Regions from separate parts of the Homo sapiens genome. Here region 2 is linked to region 1. The links are chromatin loops, found by intact Hi-C in ENCODE. Cell type or tissue: OCI-LY7. All regions are shown on one strand.

What was found. Hi-C counts contacts between places; a loop is a spot of excess contacts. Peaks named below come from ENCODE experiments on the same cell type or tissue, not always from the same donor. Only the 100,000 strongest peaks of a DNase experiment are listed, where the experiment ranks them.
Region 2: a loop joins it to region 1, with 4 times the contacts of the local background. A loop is called at or near these places in 2 of 110 quality-filtered maps.

What each region holds. Positions count from the first base shown.
Region 1 is chr4:23,333,270-23,335,769 of GRCh38, forward strand. It overlaps LOC105374524 (a long non-coding RNA gene), which reads left to right. Exons shown (of 19, transcript XR_007058437.1): 16 at 157-257. All of the region lies in intron 2 of LOC105374523 (a long non-coding RNA gene), which reads right to left. Among named protein-coding and RNA genes, the nearest start is that of PPARGC1A-AS1, 430 kb to the right of the region's middle. RefSeq lists enhancers at 927-976, 1,037-1,266. In OCI-LY7, CTCF peaks have their summits at 1,235 and 1,435; a DNase peak (open chromatin) is centred at 932; H3K4me3 peaks cover 1,702 bases; H3K27ac peaks cover 2,500 bases.
Region 2 is chr4:23,613,187-23,615,686 of GRCh38, forward strand. No RefSeq gene overlaps it. Among named protein-coding and RNA genes, the nearest start is that of PPARGC1A-AS1, 150 kb to the right of the region's middle. RefSeq lists an enhancer at 1,886-2,446. In OCI-LY7, a CTCF peak has its summit at 1,505 (motif pointing left); a DNase peak (open chromatin) is centred at 1,535.

The DNA.
Region 1 (2,500 bases):
TGCAGAACCTAATGTTACCAAATGTTCATTTGGATAAAGTGGATATCTGAAAATCATAACCTTGATTATTAGGTTGTCTGATATGTGCTGTGAATGAGAAGTAGGTAGACTTTATTTCACATGGTCATTCCAGTTGATTTACCGTGTTTTCTTCAGGCACTTTGCTGAGAAGAATTCTGAGGTCCTGTTTGATGTCAACAGAAAGAAATGCTATAATCAATGTGTAATGACAGCCATACTAGTGACAATAAGACCAGGTAATTATCAAATATGTAATCAGTATAATAATAAAATCTTATATTGTACCTTTCTTCGAAGAGCAAAGATTGTTTCCAAATTCGAGTCACGAAATTAAAACAGAAAGCCTTACTTCTTACTCCAGAGAATGACTGGATGCCAAAAGATTAAGTAAGCATCACTAATGTGCTTACATGAGACAATATTGTGGCCAATTATATTTCTATCCTGCCTACATTACTCAGATCTTAAGGTGATGTCACTATGCGTTTGAGTGTATGTATGTGTGTGTGTGTGTCTGTGTGTGTGTTATGACATTATACCTGGAGAGAAAAACAAATCACCAAGGCTGATTTCAGAAGAAGCTTTGGCATCCATATGCCACTCACCTTAATCATTTTTAAATCAGACTGTCCTTCAATCTTACGATTCAGTCAAGGAGCTAATTGTATCTTGTCAATGCCATAGATACCCTCAAAGTCCTATAAAAGATGTTCTGGGCTTATGTAGGCTGAATTAAAAGACATTCACTTGTGGTGGCTTTAAACCACATAGGATGACTCATCATATCAGTTATATCCACTTGTGCTGACGTTTGTCTTGCGTAACCATTGTGTTAAGTGCTTTCCATAAAAAGCCTTCATGCAAATCTTTTTTTTTTTTCCTGATCATTAAGGCACTTTAACACAAAGAGGTAGAACAGTACGTTGTAACCACATCCTGGGTTTGTTTCTCTGTAGGAAGATTGCTTTGTGCCTGAAAGCTGTACAGGATATTTAAAGACTAGAGCAAATGATTAAATTTACCCACTTTTTTTTTGTTCCTGGCAGCCTAAGCCCTAAGCTTTACCTGTCATTCAACTCATCTAAATGCCAAAGAAAAGGGCTGACACAGAGTAGAAATCTTGTCACATGACCTCACCCTCCTCCCCATCTCCTTTCTAAGGGCTCCTGCAATTGTCATTTACATTAAAGTTCCGTGCTTAGGCCTGCAGGTGGAGAATTGCTCTTTTGTTGAGAGTTAGTTTCTGTTACAGGTCAGAAAACAGAAGACTTTGTCAGAGGTTGGGCTGCTTTCTAAAGTAACTCATTGCCAGAATTTTCTAAACAAGAAAAAAAGCCAGAAAGCAAGGCAATTCTTGAAATGTTAGTACAAGATAAAGGTGTCCATTGGGAAATGAGCAACATGGCTCTGGGGTTCTCTTGAAATTCAGAGTTGAAGAATTTAGCAACACTGACACTTCTGACACGTAGAGGAAATGTGGGAGAAAATGCAGCAATTCAATAAATTCTACAAACATTTATATGCTACTGATAGGCTGGGCACTGCTCTAGGCCTCAGAGATACCAGAGACTGATTTAGACTATTTCTCCAGCTTCAAGGGGCCCAGCGTCTGTGAGAACAATTATGCATAAGCAGTTGTAGCAGAAGTACAGACTCAGTATAGTTGGAAGGGATTGAAGGGCACTGCAGAGTAAAATGAAACAGAGGGAATGGAAAGTTCTTCTCATGTCTCCCATCATCTTCGAGACTATTTTGAAGACATAAATACAGACATAGTGCAGTGTAGATAAATAGGCATGGCCTTTGGAACAAGTATGTCGTCAAATCATTTTCTGTCTAGGTGATCTTGGGTCAAGAAAGGTTAGGCAATAACCAGAGGATATTCCCTATATGTCTTCAAAATAAAGTCTATTGTTCTAAGACCATAGAAAATATGAAGATTTAACTGAAATAATGGTTCATATTTTAGCCTAAGTATATATCCTGTTATATAATCTGCTGTTACTTTCTTTTAATTATTTTTGTAGTGATTGTGAATTTCCTTTCTTCTTTAATCTTGTTTGTAATTAATTGGCTTTAGTGGATTCGGAACTAATGGATACTTTTCTTGAGATATTTAGAAAGTACAGAAAAATTCAGAAGGGAATGCTATGGTTTTAATGTTTGTCCCCTCCAAAACTCATGTGTTGAGAGCCTAATCATTAAGGCCACAATGTTGGGAGAGGGGGCTTAATGGGAGGTGTTTAGGTCTTGCGAGCTTTGCCTGCGTGAATTGATTAATGCCACAATAAAATGGTTTTTGAGAGTGGGCTCTCTCCCTTCCACTCTTCACCAATGTGAGAAGCAGCATTGCTCCACCTCTGAAGGAGACAGCATTCAAGGTGCCATCTTGGAGGCAGAGACCAGGCCCTCACCAGAAACCAAACCTGTTGGTACCTTGATCTTGGACTTTTCCACTTCCAGACCTATGAGAAATACA
Region 2 (2,500 bases), 280 kb after region 1:
TGGGATAATTGTCAGATCTCAATGGTTAGTACCTGGGGGATAATGTACTAAATATGTAGATTTTTTTAATTAAAAACAAAAACAAAGAAGAAATAAAGTCTCTGTTTCTAAACTTTTTTTTTCTTTTTTTCTCCAAACTTTTATTGAGTAGTCACTTGCTTACAACTACTGTTCTGTTACATGCGATCGAGAACTTTGACAATAAAACCGTATGGCAGCAAAATTGAAGAAAATGAATGACATATATATCGAAGGTCTGGTGATTTTCCACAGGGAAAGACGTTCTATAAATGTATTCTGGAAAACTACATATATATCGTTCATTTGCACAATATAAAATCACATGATTTTATTTAATGAGGAATCACTGAAGTACAGCCAATAACCAACAAAACAGTGACCAAAATACTCCATGCTGCTTATATGACAATGAGTAAACCTTCATGTACGCAAAAAAATTAGGAGACCACAGGATCCTAGGATGGACTAGAGAATGTGACAAAATATAATCTAATTATATTACAAATGTATGAAACAACTTCCCTGAAGGGTTTGAAGGAAAGGTGCTAATCTAAGTAACTTTGGAAATGAGTGAAGTCTGGGAGTCTAAAGGCAAAACAAATTATACATAAGCACTGGACTCTAGTTGATGAAGCTGTTTCCCACAGGGATATGGGTTAACAGCTCTGATACTGCTTTACATGTATACTGTGATTGAACAATTAAGTAAATGAATGGCAGATGGTGGAAGCCAGCTTTCTCACTGTAGGAGTGTAGGTTATAGATAAGCAAGTGAAACAGTCTAGAATGATCTATGTTGTAAAGGATTAGTCATAGACATCTGTATGAATTTATATCTAGCTCAATATAAATACAGATGGTTACACATAGAAATATTTATAGATATTTGTATACACACAGGTTAGTATACACAAATACATATATCCTTGCTCTGTCAGCTGAGTCAGTCTGAAAGCAATGAAACCCCAGAAGCAAGGAGTTCATCTGGAACTGAGAGTGTGGTTTGTAGTACCACTCTCTGACTAATGAAATTGGGGTTCCTTGGGAAAATATTTGATTCTAAGAACAGGGGCTGCCACCCTTCCTGTGCAGAGATCCTCCTGCAGGGATGTGTTCTGTCCACTCCACATCCAGGCAGGTCTCCAGGAATCTGGAGCTCTCACTCTCCTGAATTAGTTTAGGCCATCTCCCCATCCCTGTGCAGAGAACTTGGGGCCCAGGAGGTTTCCCAGCTCCACACCTAAGCACACCTCTGGGTGCTTAGTGGTTGCCCACTGGATTCTTCCTTGGCACAGGCGCTTGTGTCTGCTGTCAGAGGACCTGTAGTTGGACTTGTCAGGTCTGGCCCCACCCTTTTTGACCACCTCCTCAGGGCTGAACAGGGAGTACAGACCATTGAACTTCATAAATCAGCTCTTGCCTGAGACAACAGAGAGCTTCTCCCAGGAAACAAGGATCAAGTATATACCCAGCCATGTTGGCTACAGCTGGCTCTTACCCATAACTGCCATCTACTGGCTTGTAGGTCAAACTGCACAGCCCTATATTAAACCTGTCAACAGAGGGAGGAGGAGCCAAGATGGCCGAATAGGAACAGCTCCGGTCTACAGCTCCCAGCGTGAGCCACGCAGAAGACAGGTGATTTCTGCATTTCCATCTGAGGTACCCGGGTTCATCTCACTAGGGAGTGCCAGACAGTGGGCGCAGGCCAGTGTGTGTGCGCACCGTGCGCGAGCCGAAGCAGGGCGAGGCATTGCCTCACCTGGGAAGCGCAAGGGGTCAGGGAGTTCCCTTTCTGAGTCAAAGAAAGGGGTGACGGACGCACCTGGAAAATCGGGTCACTCCCACCCGAATATTGCGCTTTTCAGACCGGCTTAAGAAACGGGGCACTACGAGACTATATCCCACACCTGGCTCAGAGGGTCCTACGCCCACGGAATCTCGCTGATTGCTAGCACAGCAGTCTGAGATCAAACTGCAAGGCGGCAACGAGGCTGGGGGAGGGGCGCCCGCCATTGCCCAGGCTTGCTTAGGTAAACAAAGCAGCCGGGAAGCTCGAACTGGGTGGAGCCCACCACAGCTCAAGGAGGCCTGCCTGCCTCTGTAGGCTCCACCTCTGGGGGCAGGGCACAGACAAACAAAAAGACAGCAGTAACCCCTGCAGACTTAAGTGTCCCTGTCTGACAGCTTTGAAGAGAGCAGTGGTTCTCCCAGCACGCAGCTGGAGATCTGAGAACGGGCAGACTGCCTCCTCAAGTGGGTCCCTGACCCCTGACCCCCAAGCAGCCTAACTGGGAGGCACCCCCCAGCAGGGGCACACTGACACCTCACACGGCAGGGTATTCCAACAGACCTGCAGCTGAGGGTCCTGTCTGTTAGAAGGAAAACTAACAACCAGAAAGGACATCTACACCGAAAACCCATCTGTACATCACCATCATCAAAGACCAAAAGTAGATAAAACCACAAAGATGGGGAA